2 separate regions of the Homo sapiens genome follow, and region 1 is linked to region 2. A link is a loop called in an ENCODE intact Hi-C map of the cell type or tissue named here. Cell type or tissue: ascending aorta. All regions are shown on one strand. Links, peaks and the distances in the headings refer to the core of each region. The heading gives the core; the rest is flanking DNA.

Region 1 (10,720 bases), core at 1,754-9,753, 67 kb after region 2:
AAATAAAACGACTCTAAATTCACCAGATCATAATTATTGACACAAAATTATAAAGTATAATACCTTGTGTTCAGTAAAAATTCTAGATAATTATTCCACCGCACAGGATTAGGCCATTTATTCAAGAGGTTCTCATTTGATAAATTTAGGAACTCTTACCAATCCATCCCTTTTCCCCGAGAGTAGGTGTAAACATGTAAAAATATTCCTTAAATACCAATTCTGAGCTCAACCTGCGCTAGGCACAGCAGACACAATAGCCAAGAATTTGAACTTTGTTACTAGACTCAGGTTTCTAATTTAATCAGGAGCCTCCTGAGTGTTTGAGACTAGGTAATGTTTTCCTCAGACACGGAGGGATTAATTTTGCAACACTGGGAGAAGGAGGTACCGGAGAAGTCTAACAAAAAATGTCCATGGTAGTTTCTGCCAAGCCAAGGTGCTTTTATTCTCTCTGTGAGGTACCCGAAGCAACCCCAGAGCCAGGCTCTCAGTGTGTGTCAGTCAGTAGAATGAAAAACTAGACTCAGGCAAGGCCTGAGAATCTACCTCATGTGAACATGAATTATCATGCATGACCTTCAAGGCCAAGAAATATTCTATCCTCAAAATCCTGAGGTAAGTAAAGAAACAAATAAGTCATCCTTAAACCCCAGTTTATAGATGCCAGAAAAGGAAGGAGATTGTGCCAAAAATAATCTCGGAAGTGGTTGTATGTGTATCAATTGTGGAGGTACGTTTGCTTACAGTATCTCCAGTGCTTCCTTCTGCACATCACAGATTTGCTATTGATCAGCTGTGGTCAGATATTGTAAGTATAAATTAACCTGCTCCAGTGAAAAATACCCAGGGGAGCTATTACACTCTGAAGAAATCTTCTCTTTAGGTTTAACTGTACTTACAAGTACAATTCAATAGGAGGATGCGGGATGGTTAGCTCCAATTTCACCAACCACTTTTTTTTTTCCAGTCCCTGATTAAAAGATTCTGCAGTTTATGACCAGCAAAAGGCTTTGCCTTGGTACCACTTCAAGACTGAAGGAATGATACAAGAAAGAGAATTTATCATCGGCAGGGGGCAATCAGCTGTCCAGAGGTGCACTCTTTATCTAAAGAATCTTAAGAGTCAGGGGGCTGCTCTTTAAATGACTTTGGCAACTCCTCCAGAAGGCTTAAAAGCTGTCTCTGAAGCCTGTGGTGTGGTATCCATATTAATCCATTTGAGTGAAAATTACCAGTTCCAAGGAAAATACCCTTAGGAGATAAAGGTAGTAAGGGAAAGAAGAAAGACACAGTCAGGAGACCTGTGTCCTAGCTGAGAAAAAGATATGTCAAAAGATTTACTGAAAACAGAAGGCAGGTTTTAAAGTAAGAGTACAACTCATTAGTATAGGAAAACAGGAAAAAAGCATTATCCAAAGCACTAAAATAAAGAAAGAGTCAAACTCTATCATTTTCTAAGCTTTTAAAGGTCACATGGAGCACTATGCTAATATTTTGCAATAATGGACTCTGGGGCAGTGCTTTAATGAAATGAAATGAATTCCAAGGCTCTCTGAATCTTAATCAGACTGTGCAGGGGATGCAGGAAGGTCAGGCTGACAAGCAAATGATGCAAACTATACTTTCATATTACAATGAGTACGTTTTCCCAAAACAAGTTTAGTGTCTTCTCTATATTTAAGGTCCTAGTAACTTATCACATTGTGAAAGGTCCTTCCATGTCACTCTGTATGCCTAACAGGCCAGCAAGTGGGTCAGCTCATGGTCCATCCATAAGACATTCTAGTAAATCAATTTAAAAGTATGGTGTTAGCAGTGGACATCCTCAATTTCTTTTTTTTTTTATTTTTCAAACGGACAAAAACTGTATATATATTATGCATATTATGTATGTTTATTATGTATACATAATGTTTTACGTTTATGGTATAAAACATACCATAATGTTTATGGTATAAAACATACCATAATGTTTATGGTATAAAACATACCATAATGTTTATGGTATAAAACATACCATAATGTTTATGGTATAAAATTGCATATGTGTACATATACAAAATATACATGTATATATTGTGGAATGGATCAAGCTAATTAAAATATCTATGCCTCACTTTTTGCGGTGAAAATATTTAAAATCTACTCTTAGCAATTTTCAAGTTTATAATACATTGTTATTAACTGTAGTCAACAACTTTTTTATGGTGAAAATATTCAAAATCTACTCTTTTAGCAATTTTCAAGTTTACAATACATTGTTATTAACTGTGTCACCATGTTGTGCAATACATCTCCTGAACTTACTCCTCCTATCTAACTGTAATTTTATATCCTCAATTTCTTTTCATCATATGGCTAAAACATATGCCAAACACCCTTTTCAAGGTAAATGGGAAGGGAACCCTCAACCTATTTCAGTGCTGAGACACTCATGAAAACAGAAATACTTAACGCTTTTTTTTTTTTTTTTTTTGAGACGGAGTCTCGCCCCGTTGCCCAGGCTGAAGTGCAGTGGCACAATCTCGGCTCACTGCAACCTCCACCTCCCGAGTTCAAGCAATTCTCCTGCCTCAGCCTCCGGAGTAGCTGGGATTACAGGCGCACACCACCACCTGACTAATTTTTATATTTTTAGTAGAGACAGGGTTTCACCATGTTGGTCAGGCTGGTCTCGAACTCCTGACCTCGTGATCTGCCCTCCTTGGCCCCCCGCAAAGGGCTGGGATTACAGGCCTGAGCCACCACGCCTGGCCTACACTTCTTTTTCATGTGAAATTCAATAGTCTACGTAGCCAGAAAAGCTCCAAATAGGTAAGCAGTGATGTTTTATCTCAAAATAGGTTTCTTCTCTACCCTTGCAGTTTTTCTCCATCCAACTAAATCTTACCCATTCCTCAAGACTCAATTTCAGTTTTAAATTCAACAACCCACCACAAGAAGTTCGAGCAAATTACAGCATATCAACATGACCAGAATATTAAACTTGAAAATATCATATATGAATCATAACGAAGAACGGAAATTTTCATAAAGAAATCCATTTTAAAGTCAGAACAAAAAAAGTTCAAAATGATTGTAATTATATAAAAAAGTTGTACATTGACATTCACAAGTGAATGAATAATGACATAAATAGAGCACAATGTTGGAGTTATTAATTTCCCACAAAGTTAAAGACTTTTCCTAGTATTAGTAACTTTCTGTATATCATAAAGTAACTGGTGTTTCCTACTCAAATTCAACTGAAAAGTATGAAGTCATTACGGTTTATTTTGCTACATGATGGATGCTGTACTGAAGTTTTATATGTATTCTTTCATTTTATCCCCAAGTGATTCTATGGAGTAAATAAATACTATTACTTGACACCGTTTTGCAGATAAAAAAGCCCAGGCCTACTTAAGTTACATAACTTGTCAACGGTGACATTGTGACAGAAGTAGGAATTTAGTCCCACCATACCCTGGTCATTAGAACACACTACCTCATACCTCAAGGTGAAGCCCACTGGTGCTTGAGAGTGGCCACTGCTTTGGTTTCCCAGATTGTTAAGATGACAAACGGCTCAGTTCCGTTTCAATATTGCAGTACTGGTCTGATGGCTGGATTCTACTGTCATAGGATTTTCAACTGTATTTTATTCCTTTACAAATTCCCAGATAGAGCAGGAGGGCAGGTAAAGAAGACATATTACCCTCCAAAAAAGAAAAATAAAAAACTTGAGCATCGAGACACTCAATATTTACGCTACCCCTTCAGTGCTATACATCCTAACACAGCTTAAAGTTTTTATTTTACTCACAAGTCCTGCTGCTTTGGTAATTCACGAAAGGGTTGTGCGCCTGACCTCTAATGATAATTCGTCATATATCCTCATGCTTTCTTATTGGAGCTGTGAAACAATGAATTAGCAACAAATCCTCCACTCTTTGCCCCTTCAGCCCTTGGAGTTTAACTCCTCTCACATTACAGTATTTATTGAATTTCCCAGCCAAACGGTGTTGTGCTCCATAAAATTCTGACAAGTGGACTCTGCCAAGCTAATAATGGCTTCATTCTGCTGAAATAAACTTATTTCACTGTGGCAAACAAAACGACATGACCTGGAAAGGTTATTTTTAACTGGGTAATGACTCAGTCCCAACCAAGCTTTTCTCTCAAGGTTCCCAGTTTTAAATAAATTTCATTTCTTAAACGTAAATGCATGCTATTACGTGTGTTCTTGTCTGTCAATCTTTCACAATGAAGTAAAGGCAGATATTTTCATTGCTTAAGGTGTATGATTCTCTTTATTCAATAACTTGGTCGGCTTATCAAACTATTCCCAAGGATCCTGGCATAGAGAAGCCACCCAGAGAACCTGAAAGACAAGGCTACATAAAGAAGCAAAATCCTTTTAAACAGAATCTGGTTTTATTGCATTTTTCTTTTAATTAAACAGCGTCAGAACCTTTCCAATTCGGCAAAACTTTTAAGAGTGTGCCTCTGAGAAAGAGCTCTTATCTCATGTTTTTAAAGCGTGAATAAATTTTGCTAAGTTTGCTTAGCCTGCTTACCAAATAAAGATATGCCAGGACAAATTTCTCTACATCCACATTAGTTAACATCCCCCCTGTATCTTAAACTCTCCATACCAAAAATGTCTGCTACTAAAAAGTTTGAAAAGCAGAAACACGCGTTTTTCTCTATACTGCCTCCATATCTTACAGTTATCATTTACATCTTTTTATCTTGCACTGCGAGCCCCTCAAAAACAAACAAATGAACAAACAGAAACAACTTCCATGATAAGGTCAAATTTTCTTCAAGTTTCAAATGATCAGGGACTCCGAGAGCACCATTACAACAGCTGGGATCTTGTACCAACATGCTGCACCCTGCCAGTCCTGCCTTCTGAGACTAATAAAAGAGAAAACCCTTGACAGCTAACAGCTGGGCTCCTTATGAAGCTGTTCAATAGAAACAACAAGGCCTCCCACAGCCCACCAAAAATCAGGACTTGGTGTATAGACACAAATATGTACAAGAAAAGAAATTTGGTAAGAGGGAACACATATTTAAAAGAGACTGAAACAAGGAGATGATGAAGAATAACAGGGGAAAAAAACACTAATCAATGAAAGAGAAACCCAGTCATACCGGCATAACTATTGAAGATGTTAAGAGTTAGTGCAAAAGGAATTACCCATGGTTTTAATCTGGCTGGAGTAGGGGACTTGTATTACATATGATTAGCTACAAAGGCAAAAGAACAAGAACCTTTTCAGTAAATTCACATAGTCATGGTTCTGTCCAAACCACAATACAAAATCCTGAATATCCTTTTGATGACCTATAGTGTGTATTCACACTTGCAGTAAAAGAAACTAATGTGAATCGCCTTACTATTGCTTCCTGCCAGCCCCTCTGCCTCCATATTAAAGACCATCAGCTAGGCTGTGGCTACCAGCTACAACTCCTCAGTCAAAGCCATGTCACAGAATTACTGCCAGTCGGCTTAACAAATAAAGTACAAAAATAAAAGCACACTGAAGCCATATAAAAGTACTGTGGCTAAACAAGGAGTGGTTATGCTGGCCATTGAGTAAAAATATCTGTAATTCCTTCAAGTTCAGTAAGTTAAAGTAAAGCTTCAAACTAGGGTAGCTGAGGTTATAGTCAATATACAGATAATACAAATAGAAACTAGCAAAAGCATAAGGAACACAAAAACTCTCCTGTAATGTATTACAGATGGTTTTTAAAAGTTTCTATGGCTACTAGTAAGGAAACAAAAGCAAAATCTTTTTCCTTTATAATGTGCACTTTAGATGGCCCAACAGAATCACTTCCAATTGCTACAGATAGATAACAAACACCAGACAGGCAGTCTGAGAAGCCGCTTAATTTGTTGTGTGTGTGTGTGTGTGTGTGTGTGTGTGTGTGTGTACCTCATACACATTGTTCACCGCTAGTGGCAATTCAGATACTGACCCAGAATATGAACAAGGTAGGGTGGGAGGGATTCAGCATTACTATGGAAAATGGCCATGGAACCATTCATAAATTAACGACTCAGAGATAATTGAACTTGTTCCTGTGTTAACTATGAGTTTCATTTTGTTAAACAGTCAACACTGAAATTGTTTTAATCCTATAAATTCAACTAAAACAATTACTGAAGTGTGTTCAATGCCGTGGTTATTTCTATTTTTGCAGGTATTAGGCACTATGTTTTGAAATTTGTTCCAGGCAGACAAAAAAGGAAAAGTTTGGAGTTCTTTTTTTTTTTTTTTTTTTTTTTTTGAGACAGAGTCTCGCTCTGTCGCCCAGCTTGGAGTGCAGTGGCTCCATCTCAGCTCAACTGCAACCTTCGCTTCCCGGGTTCAAAAGATCTGTTCTCCCACCTCAGTCTCCTGAGTAGCTGGGATTACAGGCGCCCGCCACCACGCCCGGCTAATTTTTGTATTTTTAGTACAAACGGGGTTTCACCACGTTGGCGAGGCTGGTCTGGAACTCCTAACCTCAGGTGATCCACCCGCCTCGGCATCCTAAAGTGCTGGGATTACAGGCATGAGCCATCACACCCAGTCAAACATTTGGAGTTTTATACCTGAATCCTCAGGGAAAAAAAAGGTGGGGGGGCGGGGGGCGAGGGGTGTATTTTCATTAACAAACTGATTCCCAGAGCGTGAATCTATTTTAAGTATCTCACCTAAGGAAATGTTTATTTCAATTATGATACCTAGGTGTCTGCTGAGGAAATATAAAGCATGGTGAGAAAACTACTTTATTTATTTAGAGACAGGGTCTCACTCTGCTGCCCAGGCTGCAGTGTAGTGGCAGCTGGGACTACAGGTGCGCACCACCACGCCCAGCTAATATTTTCTTTTTTTTGTAGACAGGGTCTCACGATGTTGCCTAGTCTGGTCTCGAACTCCTGGGCTCAAGCAATCCTCCTGTCTCAGCTTCCCAAAGTGCTAGAATTACAGACATGAGCCACTACGCCTGACCTGAGAAAACTATATTAAACAGCCCAGAACTTACACATTCCTATTGCTATTGCATCCTTTTCCATAGTTACCTTGGGAAGCTAGACACTCATGCTGCTTAAGCAGATTTTTCTAGCAACACTTTCAACACACAACTTCTAGCTTTACTCAGCTTCTAGTTACTCTACTTGAGCAACAGCAATATGGAGTCAAAGCTGCTTTGAGGATTATTATTTCTCTAATATTAAAAATGGGTACTAACCCCTTAAACATCCCTCATTTCTGACGATGACAATTTGTTCCCTGCCCTTTATCTTAAAATTTTTTACCTTCTCATTTTCCCCCAGTTGACATGTATAATTTGTGCCTTTTTCTAGTCTATTAATGTCTAGGACAGGGGTGTACACAATAATCTATATTGGTTAAAAAAAAGATATTGAATAAAGCCTAGATCCATCTGGATCTTTCTCAATCCCCCTGGAAAGATATGTGAAATATCTAAAGTTGAAGAAGGTAGAGAAACGGAGCAGGAGAGAAGATTAGAGGGGAGTCATGTGGAGATGACAGGAGGGGAAGGAAGGAGAGATGGGACAGGACAGGAAGACAGGAGAGAGGTCCCTATTAGGTCTCATAACTACATCTTTGCAAGTATGTGTACTGACTCTACCCTTTATGTCATGTCTGCCCCAGCAACACAACTCATGCTGCCTCCACCCCAGTCATCTTCCAAATGAATGATGGATAATCTTGCTTACTATAATTTCAACCTCTAGAAAGGAAGCATTTTGCACCCTATCACCTTTTTTTAAAACTCATTTTAACCCTATCTACAAGTGTTATTTACATTTAAAAGGTGCTTTTTGCTAACTTTGAGAAGTAAAAGATTTGCTAACTTTGAGAAGTAAATGAATCCAGTTTAGTTACTTACTTTTGTGAAAATGTTCCATTACATCAAAATAAGGGAGAAATTTTTTTCTTAATAACAGGATGTATCGAAAACATTCTGTGCTTGATCACATCTGTTATTCTGCATTCAAAATTCATTTAGGACAACTAAATTAAGAAAGCAAAAAATGGTTATGAGTAACCATGGCCATAATGGAAAAACATAGCCAAATATTTTTGGTTCATATAAGATGATTTTTTTTTTTTTTTTTTTTTTTTTGTGTGTGTGTGTGTGAGATGGAGTTTCGCTTTTGTCGCCCAGGCAGGAGTGCAATGGCACAATCTCAGCTCACCACAACCTCCGCCTCTCAGGTTCAAGCCATTCTCCTGCCTCAGCCTCCCGAGTAGCTGGGATTACAGGCATGCACCACCACGCCTGGCTAATTTTGTATTTTTAGTAGAGACGGGGTTTCTCCATGTTGGTCAGGCTGGTCTCAAACTCCCGACCTCAGATGATCTGCCCACCTCAGCCTCCCAAAGTGCTGGGATTACAGGCATGAGCCACTGCGCCCGGCCAAGATGATATTTTTTAACTTAGCCTAAAAACGTTTCCCTTAAAATCAGCAAAGGAAAAGTTATGGAGGAAAATCAAAACAAACATCTACACTGATGACATTTCTTATCATTCGAATCAGCCATAACTGTTTTCAAGTGCAAAATCAAATTTAAAATATCAGGAAAAATAGCCCAAGTCAATCCTATTGCTTCCAACCCACTTCCGAAGAACAGAATTCATTTATCAACCAACTGTTTACTCAGGAATTGATGCAATGTGCAGTACAACTTTGGAAGTTCATGGAAATTTAATCCAGTACAGGCAAGATGTCTTACATGTTATGATGTTCTTATATCACCAATTTAATGTTTACTGGACCTTATCAATGTCACATTACTTTACATAAAAATAACTTTATCTAGCTATATATATGCATCACAGTTCACAGCTAAAACAGACACAGGACTGAGTCATTCCAATTATTATAAGAAGCAGTACTGTGAGAGGCCAGTAAGAAGCATTTGCTTAGAGGAAGCCAGTTGACTGCCTGAAGGATGACTCCAAAGGCATCACCAAAGATGCCATTTTATGGGCTCAATTAGAGTATGAGTAAAGGCACCCCGAGACACAGATTATACTTAATGCTTCTACTAATGAATTGTTTTTTCAGCATTTGGCCCAAAAGTTCTCTCTTCTCATCTGCCACATTTTGCAGCAGAAGCCACCATAGCTGATTGGCACAGAGGTGGTTGTCTGACCCAAAATGTGTCAATGAAAATGTGGGACATAAATGGAAACAGACTTCCTTCAGTAGTTGGATACATGATATGTAAAGCTCAGGAACTGTTAGTAGCCGTAATTCCCACTGACCTGCTCTGTAGAAAAATGTATGAATTGATGTACACATAGCAGTAGAATTTCAATCTATTCCTAAGGCTGCATCCCTGCCTTAAGGTTCTGTGACCCATATTAGCACTCCTGTCTTCTTTGGTGTTTGTTTTTAGCTAGTTCAAGTTTAAATTCCGTTATTGGCAATGTAAATGCCACTGGGCATTTAAGAGGTGGTTTAGAAACAGTAGAGCAATTTTTTAAACTGCTAGTACCTTATTATTGAGGGGCAAAAAAAATCAATTTAATGAGTTACAATCAGAAACATCTTTAAAAAAAACCAGAATAGCAGAGAATTAGCATCCCATATCGGGAGGGGGTGGAATTCAACCCGTGTCTCACACCATACACAAAAATAAATTCCAGGTGGATTGAAGACTTAAATGTGAAAATTAACACTATAAAACATTTAGAAAAGACTAGAGTGTATCTTTGAATCTGGAGGGTAGAAAGCAGTTCTTAAACAAGACACAAAAAGAACCATATGGAAATGACAGATAAATTCCACTATACCTTCTAATACACTATACAATACTATACAACTCACTTTCATTGTGTTTATTATTTATTTACTTGCCTTTTTCTTTTTTTTGAGACAGGGTTTCACTGGGTCACTCAGGCTGAATTGCAGTGCTGCCATCATCACTCACGGCAGCCTCAAACTCTTGGGCTCAAGCAATCCTCCCGCCTTGGCCTCCTGAATAGCTGGGACTACAGGCACGCATCACTATGCCTAATATTTTTTTTATTTTTTGTAGAGACGGGATCTCACTACGTTGCCCAGACTGGTCTCCAACCCCTGACCTGAAGTGATCCTTCTACCTCTGCCTTCCAAAGCATTAAGATTACAGGTGTGAGCCGCTGCACTTGGCCTCATTTATAAAAAAATAAATAAATTTATTATTTATTATACATTGTCTTTCTTGTCCAATAAAGTGTTAGCCTCAGGAGAGTAGGGAATCTTGTCTGTTTTTTGTTTTATTTTGTGTTTTTGAGATGGAGTCTCACTCTGTTGCCCAGGCTGTAGTGCAGTGGTGCGATCTTGGCTCACTGTAACCGCCGCCTCCCAGGTTCAAGCAATTCTCCTGCCTCAGCCTCCCGAGTAGCTGGGACTACAGGTGCCTGCATCTGTTTTATTCACAGATACATCTACAATGCTTTGTACGTACTAGATGATAAATTAATACTTGTTAAGCATGTATGAATATCTAAGCATACCTTAGTCACAAGAGAAAACATTTTTTAGTGTGGATTGAGGTTAAAAGGTTGCAAAATATTACATTAGATACATACAATTTGTATATTTGCTTAGTATGTAGGGAAAGGAAAAAAAAAAGGGGGTAGTGACAAAACAGAAATGTTGTACTTTATTCTATAGACCTATGCTATCCAAAGCTATTTAAATTAATTTAAA
Region 2 (10,720 bases), core at 906-8,905:
CATAATAATGAATAACGGCCCTAATTAAAGCCTAAGGTGGATCAGATGAGAAGCGGGTCACAAACCTAAAGAGATGATCTATATAATCTACTTGTTCTTGGACATCCATCACTTCAGGAGAAAATTTTTGTGTCTCAGTTATCAGTGCCATCAAGAGCAATGATTATTTTCCATATTGTAATCAGAGTAATCCTAACAAAGCACAAATATAATCATCTTTACCTTTCCCCTTTAACAGCTTATTGGGTTTTTTTTTGTTTTGTTTTGTTTTGTTTTATATCACGGCCTCCTTTATTCTGCCCTTTGCAGACACTAGTCATATTCCTTTGAGCCTTGGCACAAGCTTTTTTTTCTGCCTGTTGGCTCTTAAATCCCAACATCACTAGCAAACTCCTAAATACTCCTGTTGCTTCCAGGAAGCCTGACCTCCAGATAGCTTGGTGCGCAGTAGAATACCTCCCCATTATAGGATCTCTGTACAAGGTTTTTCTCCTAATCCTTTACATTTTCTCCATTCATTCCCCTTGCTATTCCTAGAACCTGCTAGTCAAGGTCCTGCCCTAGGGTCTTTGGACTGGCTGTTTTCCTGGCCTGGAATACTCCTCCCCATGGCTAACTTCCCTACCTCCTTCAAATCTTTGCTTAAATGTCACTTTCTCACTGACCTGACTACCCAATTTTAAATCACATCTGAACCCCTACCCACCCCCATCATGCACCCTCCTGATTTCCCTTACTCTGGTCTTTCTCCCACCATAATACTTAGGTCACCTTTGAACACATAATATACTTTCCTATTTATCAATTGTATTGTTTATTATATTGTATTTATTGTTCAATTTCATAATTTAGAGCCCCCTAGAATGCGACCTTAATGGTGCAAGATTTTTTTTTTTGTCTGTCTTGGTCACTGTTGTATCTCAAAAGCCTAGAATAAAAAGAATATCTCTGAAATGAATGAGTTGCTTAAGGACCTATATACAAGACATTCAAGAAGAAAGAGAGAAAGCTCACACTTCCAAGACCTGAACAATATCTGTGAGTTAAAATGTGAATGCACAAAAGATCTATGAAAAAAAAAAATAGCTGCTGTAAATTTAAGGTAGCAAATTAGAAGGTGTCATCAACTAAGCTCAGCAGAAAAAGCAAATCCTACAGCTACATCGACCAATTATGAGCCTCTAATCGCTGCCAGGACCTCAAACACATTATCCCAGTTAATTCTCACACAACACATAACAACTGCAGGATGAGGTTCTCACACCCATTTCACAGATGAGCAACCTAAGATTAGCCTGGAAGCTACAGGAGTGCACAGACCCTACCTGTTCCCATCTTGCCATCATACCACCAGCATCCAGCGATATGCTGGCGGGCAGTAGGTGTAGAATATATAGAAGCTGCATAAAATTAAAAAATATATATGCTCAGAGAGGTTAACAAACTTGACCAAGACCACTTATCCAGTAAATAGCAAAATACAGGATTTGAACTCAGATCATTTTATTTAAAAACCAATGCTCTTCCCACCACACCATATTTCTTCTAACTAAAGTTATAAAACACATACGGACCTACAAAAATGCAACAGTCAGGCCAACGATCTACCACAGTCATTCCTCAGGGCCTCTTAACAGAGAAAAATATAAATTGATATTCCTAATTAGTGTCACCTCAATAATCAAGCAGCAATCATGTTTCATTTGATCTCTTTAATATTGAGACAGGCAAAGTACATTCTAGAGACAATTACAACAAAATAGATAAGTTTAAAGTTTAGCACCAAATGTTTAGCCTTCAGACAATTCAAAAGTCATTTTCACAGAAATAGTACACAGACATTACAGTATGAGTAAATTCCTGCTTCTACTTAGCTGCTCACTTGGGCAATGCCCTTTGGAGCACTGGCCCTTGAAATGCTAATTCACTGGCTGAACTACTGTTCACCTGCTCTTTAGCCTTAACAGGTCTGTGGCTTCACATTGGGTAGCCACAGCAGTCCCTAAGAGAAAAAAGGAGCTCCAGCAACCAAGCTATTTAATTGCGAAAACCGCAATTACCTTTGCACCAACCTAATAACCTAATAACTTGACTCCAGAGGATGGATGAAACCAGGAGAAGAGAGGGGGAGCCTCTCTCCCCACCCTTGGGCTAGGAGACACCTAAGGTCTGTAAACCTGGCATTGTTAGAACCTACAAGGAGAACCAAAGGATTTAAATGAATAATTCATCATCCCAAATTCACATTCACTAGAAGTATCTATGTAATTGTGGTTAAAGTACTTCAAATGTGTCCTTCTGCTTCATATTTTAGTGTAAGATACTAGGTAATAGAATCCATTCTCTAATTCACTTTACACAAACAGAATCAGCCCAAATGTTTGCTGCCAATTCTTACATTTCCTATTGTTAAGCACAGAAATAGCTGGAAACTGCTGGTATTGAGAAATTTTATTCATTTCAGTTCTACAAATTTCTAGAGGCCCTACACAGAGATTGAAAGCCTATAGTCGCAGACGAGATCCATCCCAAAGATGTACTTCCTTTAGCCTCAATATTATTGTAAAACCTAGGGGATGGTTCACATATAAACCTAGACTTTAAGCTGCACTAGGAAAATCAAAGGATCCGGAGCATGCACTCCCAAATAGGAAGAAGAGAATGGGTGGTGGCTTCCCTCATGAGATACAACACAAACTTTCGAAACAGTTGAACTGGCCTACCTCAATAATGAATGTTACTCTCCTGGTCACTGGCTGTATGGAAGGCCCAGTATTGGAATGTAGGGGGTTGGGGGTGAGGCAGAATCTGAGATGAATAAATAAACTTGTATGAGAATTGAAAATTTTAGGCTGGGCACTCTGGGAGGCTAAGGGGAGCAAATAGCTTAAGCCCAAGAGTTCAAGACCAGCCTAGACAACGTGGCAAAACCCCTTGTCTACAAAATAATACAAAAAATTAACCAGGCATGGTGGCATGTGCCTGTAATCCCAGCTACTGGGGAGGCTGATGTCCTTGAGCCCAGAAGGCAGGGGTTGCACCTGTACCCCATCCTGGGTGACAGAGTGTGTCACTGTCTCAAAAAAGAATTAAAGAAAGAAAAGTTAGACAAATACATCTAAAAGTAACATATGAAAACTATGATACCTCTAGGAGAGACACAAAAACCGTATCAATGTGCATTAGGTGTGTTGGGGGGAGAAGCAGGGATGGAAGAGAAATACACAAAGTGTATCCTCCCCAACCTACGTCTCATCCTCTCTGGCTGTCCCTTCTATGACTCATCAAGCACTTATAAAGTCAACTCATCATGACATCCTGCAAATTCCACCTCTTGAATAAGTTTTGTATAGGGTCCTTTGGTATCCCATATTCAAAAATACAGTTCAGATCCTCAAGACCCTCATTCTATTTGACTTCACAGCAGTCTCCTAACTGGTCTTCCACCCTCCAACGCATCCTCCACATAGCTGCCAGTGACCTATTGAAAATTCAAGTCAGGCCACAACACTTCCCAGTTTAAAACTTTCACTGGGTTCCCTAGTAATTTGTAATACTCAGCCTCACTTGAGAATAAACTGAGGGGCATTTTTTAAATTAGCTATGCTTGATCCTCACCTTCACATGTTTTTATTAAATTAGTTGGTGTGGGGCCTACATGTCTACATTCTATTCCAAGTGATTCTGATGTTTTATCAAGTTGAGAATCACCGTTTTACCGGACAAGTTCCAAGATCATTAGCTTTGCCTTAATGCCCTCCACAATTTCTCTGTCTCCGGCACACCTATGAACATTCCCTGTAAATTCCAATAAGGAACCCGCTCCTGGTAGCATCCTGTGCATATATCTACCTCCTGCCCTGAATTCCCTTTATTATAATTATCTTTACCACTAGTCTGACAGCAGTGACTTGGGTCTATCTTCCTTGTAACTCAAATGCCTGCAACATAGTGAGCACTAAATAAGAGTGGATGAAGACAGCAGAAAAAGATGGACCTGGAAGAGGAGGTGAGACCTGAAAGGCAAAGCTGTGAAGTAAGAAAGGGAGAAGGGGAGAATGCTTGTAAAGCTGGAAAATCAGAAAGCACTTTTTGGGCTAGCAAAATGTTGGTGATCATAATTTGTCAAAGCTTTCTTCAGGCTAGAAAAAGCAATCTAGTGGCCTGAGTAAATACACCAAAGGGATTTAAGCCAATTATTCCCTGCCCAGTAGGGGTGTCAGATTCATTTGTTAAACTACAAGCTCTCTAGAGAAACTAGATCTCAGAACGCAAGTAACTGTTTTATTATAATTATCATAATACCCCTCGTTTCCCTCTCACTCCAAATCACAACAATTGAAATGAAAAAGAAGTATGTGTTGTTCAGTTGCTAAATAGTCTTTTTATAACCTTTTCTGATGTAGTTTGGATTATTTCAGAAATAGTAGTTCTCCACAGTGGTTTCTGCTGCTTACATCAAATGAGTCATGCTGTGGGGCTCTCACTCTTTCCCCTGAGAGTTTACACCATAGTTGAATAGACTTAACTATTAGTCATTTTCCTTCATATTAAGCCAAGAGTTTTGTTTAATCTAATTAGTCCGCCTTCTCTATACAATTCTAAACAACCTCAGTCCTTACAAGAATATAGGTATGCCCTTCCTACATCTGCAGAAACGTGTGCCTCCTATTTACTGCCAGGACAAGCTGACCATAGTTCGTTCTTAAATTTTCCCACGTGAGCCAGGGATTCCAATTCTGAACCTTCTCATTCCCACCTCCCACAAAAGCGTTTCAGTTTGCTGGCACGATGGAGCGTAGTGTTATTTCCGAGCGTTTGCTGCTGGATCAATGGTGTTTTCTCATTAGTTTTATTTTGCTTTTGATTTATAAGCACCAAAATGGTACAGAGTATATCTACACCAGAAGCATCTATAATGTGATCAAATTCACCATGACTTTTGTGCTTTTATTTGCCTTTATGAAACCAATCTCAGGCTTCGAGACCCATGATTACAAACTGTTTCTTCACAGACCCCTTACAACTTTCCAAGCAAATGTAATACTTTCCAGCACTTTTTTCCTCTTTTTTAAGATGTTCATAGCTCCAAATGTCAGGCACACCGTGCAATGAAAACTATCCCTCAGCTGATAAATTATTCATTTTTCAGGAGTTTGCAATTTGAAATGGCACTAACAGCTGAATACCTGAAGCACCCCCAAAAGACATGAAGAGCAATAACATGCAAAGCTTTTTCTGCATACATTTTAAAGGTTAAGCGCCATTAGACATCTATGTTTATCAAGAGATGTGCTCCTTGAACATATTTCTTCTAATTAATCTGCTCCCAATAAACATTACTAACAAAGCAAAGTGATAAAGGAGGCTAATCAAACTAATCTCTTCCCTTTAACTAACTTCATCAGGTTAAACAAGGTCCTTTGCTGATATTCTCCACTTTCTCCTGTCTGATGAGGAGTTGCAGGTGAGTAAGGTCAAAAGCAGGAGTGATCAAACTAGGACTCTTGAACAATCTGGCCCACTGCACGTATTTTTAAATAAAGTTTTATTGGAATACTGTTTTACCCATTTATTTTGTATTGGCTGTGGCTACTTTCTTGTTACAGTGGCAGAGTTGAATAGCTGTGATAGAGACCCACAAAGCCAACAATATTTACCATATAGCTCTTTACAGAAAACATTTGCTGACCTCTGGTCAAAAGGCATGCAAAATGTATAAGGCTTTTAAAATGTTAGCGCCAAGTAGGGCTTTAGCTAATGTATATCAATGTGTTCATTTACTCTAAAAAAAAGAAAAAGAAAAAAAAAAAACCTTGCATTTAAAAGTGTGTTATCTAGAATACCATCTGTGTTACAGTTCCAGAGGAAACTGCAGGTCTAAGATTGTTCCTCAAGCTGGTAGATGCTTCATTTTGATAACAGTAATCACCATGTGTTTCAGCTATTTATTGCTGTGTTAAAAACCCCTTCAAAAATGGCTTAAGGCAAAGATTTCTTTGCACATGATTCTTCCCTCCAGGCCTCAGCTAGAAGATTTTAAACTCCACCTCCCATGTGGTCACTCATATGGCTTATAGTCATGAAGAAGAGGCTGGACTCTGGCTGGAATGCCAAGATGGCTTGGCTCTTATATCTAGCTCCTCACCTGGGACAGCTGCAACAGGTGTGGGCTGGCTGAGTATTTCTCCCTCTCTGTGGGGTCCCTTCAGCAGGGCAGTTGAGCATCTTGCTATGATGACTCAATATGTCAGAGAGTGAAAGTAGAAGCTTCCAGGCTGCTGAAGGGCCAGGCCCAGAGCTGGTGTACTACCACTTCTGCACCCTCCTATTACTGATCAAAGCCAGTCAGGGGACTAACCCACATTCAAGGAGTGGGGAAACGGACTGCACCTTGATGAGAGGAACTGTAAAATATTTTGGCCATGATTTCCAATTTACCACACCATGATGATGAGTAAAAAGTGACAACATGATCACAATGACAAAATCTTGAAAGCAGACCTTACTGCTGACAATTTATAATCAAATTGACAAATAAGAACAAGAAAGCCTAATAAAAGAATGGAAATCATTTTATAGTGAAACACTAGTCACACAGAAATCAAAAATTTCCAAATTGATGTGTTTTTTTTTAATTGAAATTAGAAGCCATTCTAAAAGCCACTCAGTGCTTCTCAATTCTTACACAGTGTGTAAGCTGTGACTGTGACATAACTTTCCTCCATGACTCTAGGGCCTGAAGATGACTATCAATGAGGGGCATAGTAACTACAATGAACCTGGATAACTCTGGACCTGATGCCCACTGGCATCTCTTGGGCCCTCTGGCTGCTGTGCATTTTGAGCTCTCTTGCCTGCTCTTTTCAGCTGTTCTGCCTCTTCTCTGGACAGGGAATCATGAGTGTGTGTTTTAGGTCCTTCCCCATCACCTATTCACCTTTTTGCTCTAGGCAGGTCATCTACTCTGACCCTTGGATTTTTTTTTTTTTTTTTAATCTGAGAAGTGAGGAGGATAAAAATTATGTTGCCTACACTTAGAATATTCAGGAACAAATGAGATTAAGAAGATAAAGTGTTTAAACTGGCTGGGCGTAGTGGCTCACACCTGTTATCCCAACACTTTGGGAAGCCGAGGCAGGGGGATCATCTGAGGTCAGGAGTTCGAGACTAGCCTGCCCAACATGGCAAAAACCCCATCCCTACTAATAATGCAAAAATTAGTCAGGCATGGTGGCACATGCCTGTAATCCTAGCTACTCGAGAGGCTGAGGCACAAGAATCGCTTGAACCTAGGAGTCAGAGGTTGCAGTGAGCCGAGATCACACCACTGCACTCCAGTCTGGACGACTGAGTGAGACTCCATTTCAAAAAAAAAAAAAAAAGAAAGATAAAGTGTTTAAATCATTATTCAAGTATTCAAGTGAAAGGTATCACAATCACTGTGGTAATTAATTAAGATAAAATTAATTTTATTGATAAAAATAAAATATTAACAAAATTAATATACCATAAAATAGTTTATAATAATGGCTAATGTTTATTTAGCATTTACTATGTGCAAGGCATAGTACTAAACACCTTACATTGCTTAACCTGCTTTTGTCTTTACAGCAATCCTATAATTATCATCTAATACTCCAGACAACAAAAACTGAGACATAAAGTGATAAGGCAATCTGCTTCTGGTTTTACAGATATTACACAGAACTACGATTTCTCTTTCCCAATTCGCACAGCTGATTTCAAGAGCTTGTGAAAGGTCTATCATATTTCTAACAAAATTTCTCCCTTCCAAACCCCATATTAATTAGAAGGGCATTATCTATCTCTCCTAACCTCTGCTCCAACCTTCTGTTCCAAAGCTTTCACAAGCAACATCAGTGGTTCTCAATTGGGTGATTTTGCCCCCCTCAGGGGACAGTTCTCAATGTTGAGAGACCACTGGGTTGTCACAACTGGACTGTAAGCTGCTTCCTGAGTAGAATTCCTTGATAAGAAAAATCATCTCAATAGGTCAAAAATGTTAAATAGCTGATTTCTCCATACATTAAGTATTACTCTGTGTGTGTGTGTGTGTGTGTGTGTGTGTGTGTGTGTGTGTGTACAGAGAGAAAGAACAGAATGAAAACTGAACCTCACAGGACTTCACATTCAGGATCTCATTTAAACTTCACAGGAGCCTGTGAGAGCTGTGAGCATTGCCAAAGGGTCAGAATTCTCCTACCTATTCTCAATTATCCTCCCAGGAGAATTGAGAAAATTGCTCCTGGTAGGCAAGGGAGCCATTATTTAAGGCAAATCTGGTTACTAACACCATGTACTATTTTAGAGAAAACATTTAAGTTATGGTTTAATAATCATTTTATGTATTACCTTACATTCCCATTGGTCTTAAAATAAATCCAAATATGTTAAATCATATAAACAATAAAGGGTTTTTTTTTTTCTTAAATGGAAGAAGTTTACCAGGAAATATTTTATTAAAAAGCTTTAATCTATATAGGGACTTCAACAAATCACTTAGGAATCCTATTGCTGTAATTTTGACAAAATGGAAGCATATAGGGAAAAGCCCTATTGAAGTTCCTTTCTTCCCTGCAATTCTATGTTGACCATCACCCTCCAATAACAGCCTTACTTTACAAATGTACCGTCCTTCACTATCTGCAGCTATGGATATTGATGAAGGAAAGTGTAGACTTAATTGCATGTTTCCAATGTAAAACTATCATCTGCTTTAAAAGAAAAATAAAACTGACCAGAGATAACGAGCTAAAAGCAGACATTTGTGCTTTTATTTACCAAAGTCTTTGGTGTTGCAAGTCTATATCGGCTGGTGCAAAGAAAATTTCAGTTAAGCTGTTTAGACAGTGAGTTTATAACTTGATCAGGAGGTTGTATCAAACCTTCAATGCACTATTTGTGGAAAAATATATACACATTTTGTCCTAGTAGAGAACAGTAGTACCTAATTCAAGTTTAATAAATAGATGTCCCAATAATATATGTGTTTCCCTACATACTCTCCTATACCTAGCCCAGCAATCCGAACCCTTTATACGACCTCCAGGGCCCCATGATGTGTCTCCTGGACCTTATTTTGTCCTTTGAACACACTAGGCTCCCTCCTTGCACTAAGGTCTTTACACTCATTCCCCCATCTGCCTGGATGCTCTGAACTCCATTTTTTCATAGCTGGACCCTTCCCATTCTTCGGCTCAAGTGTTGTATCTCACTCAGTAACACCTTCCTTGACATATGACAAACCAAACCAAGACCTATCCTCTCCCTTCATATCCTCTCTTACTCTCATATTACATCATGCTGTTTTACGATCTTTGCAGCATTTATCACTCTCCAAAGTCACGCCGTTCAGTGACTTGTTGCCCATAGCCATGTCTTGCTGCACTGCTCCTTTCTCCACAACATCCCAACTAGAATATAAAGTCTGTGGTAACAGGAATCTGGATCTGGCTTATTGGAGGCACACTGTAGTCATGCGCTGAATGAAAAGTATTATTACTTTTAAATGAAATGTTACTGAAATTTGTTTTAAAAGATAAGTATAGATATTAGAGGAGTTTCTATCAACCTAAAATCACTGTAGATTAAAGGTTTAAATGACTTTTAGTGACAAACAATGGCATTTTATTTTTCTCTCACTCCTTTATAAGCATCTTAAAAAGGTTTAAGTATATGTTTCTCTATATATTTATCTTTACACACAAAAAAACTAAGAAAACATACTTGGTTTAGTAGATTTGTTATACTTTCCGTATTTTTAGCTTAAAAGGAATAGATTGTGTGCTATTTTTTAAACTGACGATTTAAGTACTTAGTGTATCTTAAAGCCACATTTAATAACTGTAGTTACTGTAAATAACTGCCACAGTACTATGTTGATTTTTGAAAACCTATTGCAAATTGTACAGTGAATTTAAAACTTTTATGAGAGAACAAAGCTAAATTGTAATGTCTTTTGTAGTAAGGCACTGAACTTCATTGTTTTAAACTGATTCTGGATTCCACATTTTTAACAGATATTAACAAAAAGATAAGTTTAGATAAAACTATCTGAACTTCATGATTAAAAAGTGAAATTACAAGACTGAGTAAAGATAAATTTGGGGGGAATTTTTTAAATGCCATGTTAAAAACAAAGGATTACTTATAAGGTACTGAATACACTTTAGGTCCCTTCTTAACATGGTTTTCTCCTTCACTCTAAATTTTAACAATCTGTTGGTGGTTCAGTTTTAGAATAATGCTTCTTCACAAAGGTCAATTTTAAAAAATGTTTAAGTGTCAAGCAGTCTAGCCTCCTTAAACCTCTATCACCCTGGTCCCTTGTACCACATCTACTCCGTAACTTCCAACTAGCCTCTTAACAGATCTCAAGGCCACTCTGGCTGGCCTCCCTCCAAAGAATTTTTCCACCATGCTGCCTCATTGCTCTTTTAAAGTTGTAAATGTCTTCCTATAGCAGCTTAAAAATAAGTCAGTGATTCCTGCAGTTCATAGAATAAAAACCAAGATTTTGAACAAGGTTTATGGAGCCTTGTCTTACCCAGTCTCCACCACTTAGCCAGGCTCATTTATTTTTATCATGTCTGTAATCTCAGCACGTCGGGAGGCCAAGGTGGGTGGAGAGCTTGAGCCCAGGATTCTGAGACCAGCCTGGGCAACATGAGGAAACCCCATCTCTAAAAAAAAAAAA

Evidence for each region. A loop is a pair of places that touch in the nucleus more often than their neighbours do. Peaks named below come from ENCODE experiments on the same cell type or tissue, not always from the same donor. Only the 100,000 strongest peaks of a DNase experiment are listed, where the experiment ranks them.
Region 1: a loop joins it to region 2, with 10 times the contacts of the local background. A loop is called at or near these places in 2 of 110 quality-filtered maps.

The regions. Positions count from the first base shown.
Region 1 is chr9:8,780,137-8,790,856 of GRCh38, forward strand. The region is part of intron 11 of PTPRD (protein tyrosine phosphatase receptor type D); the gene reads right to left. Among named protein-coding and RNA genes, the nearest start is that of PTPRD-AS1, 73 kb to the right of the region's middle. In ascending aorta, for the core only: no CTCF peak of the experiment used is centred there; no DNase peak of the experiment used is centred there; H3K4me3 peaks cover 3,234 bases; H3K27ac peaks cover 4,473 bases.
Region 2 is chr9:8,714,061-8,724,780 of GRCh38, forward strand. The region is part of intron 12 of PTPRD (protein tyrosine phosphatase receptor type D); the gene reads right to left. Among named protein-coding and RNA genes, the nearest start is that of PTPRD-AS1, 140 kb to the right of the region's middle. In ascending aorta, for the core only: no CTCF peak of the experiment used is centred there; a DNase peak (open chromatin) is centred at 4,475; H3K4me3 peaks cover 1,078 bases; H3K27ac peaks cover 2,490 bases.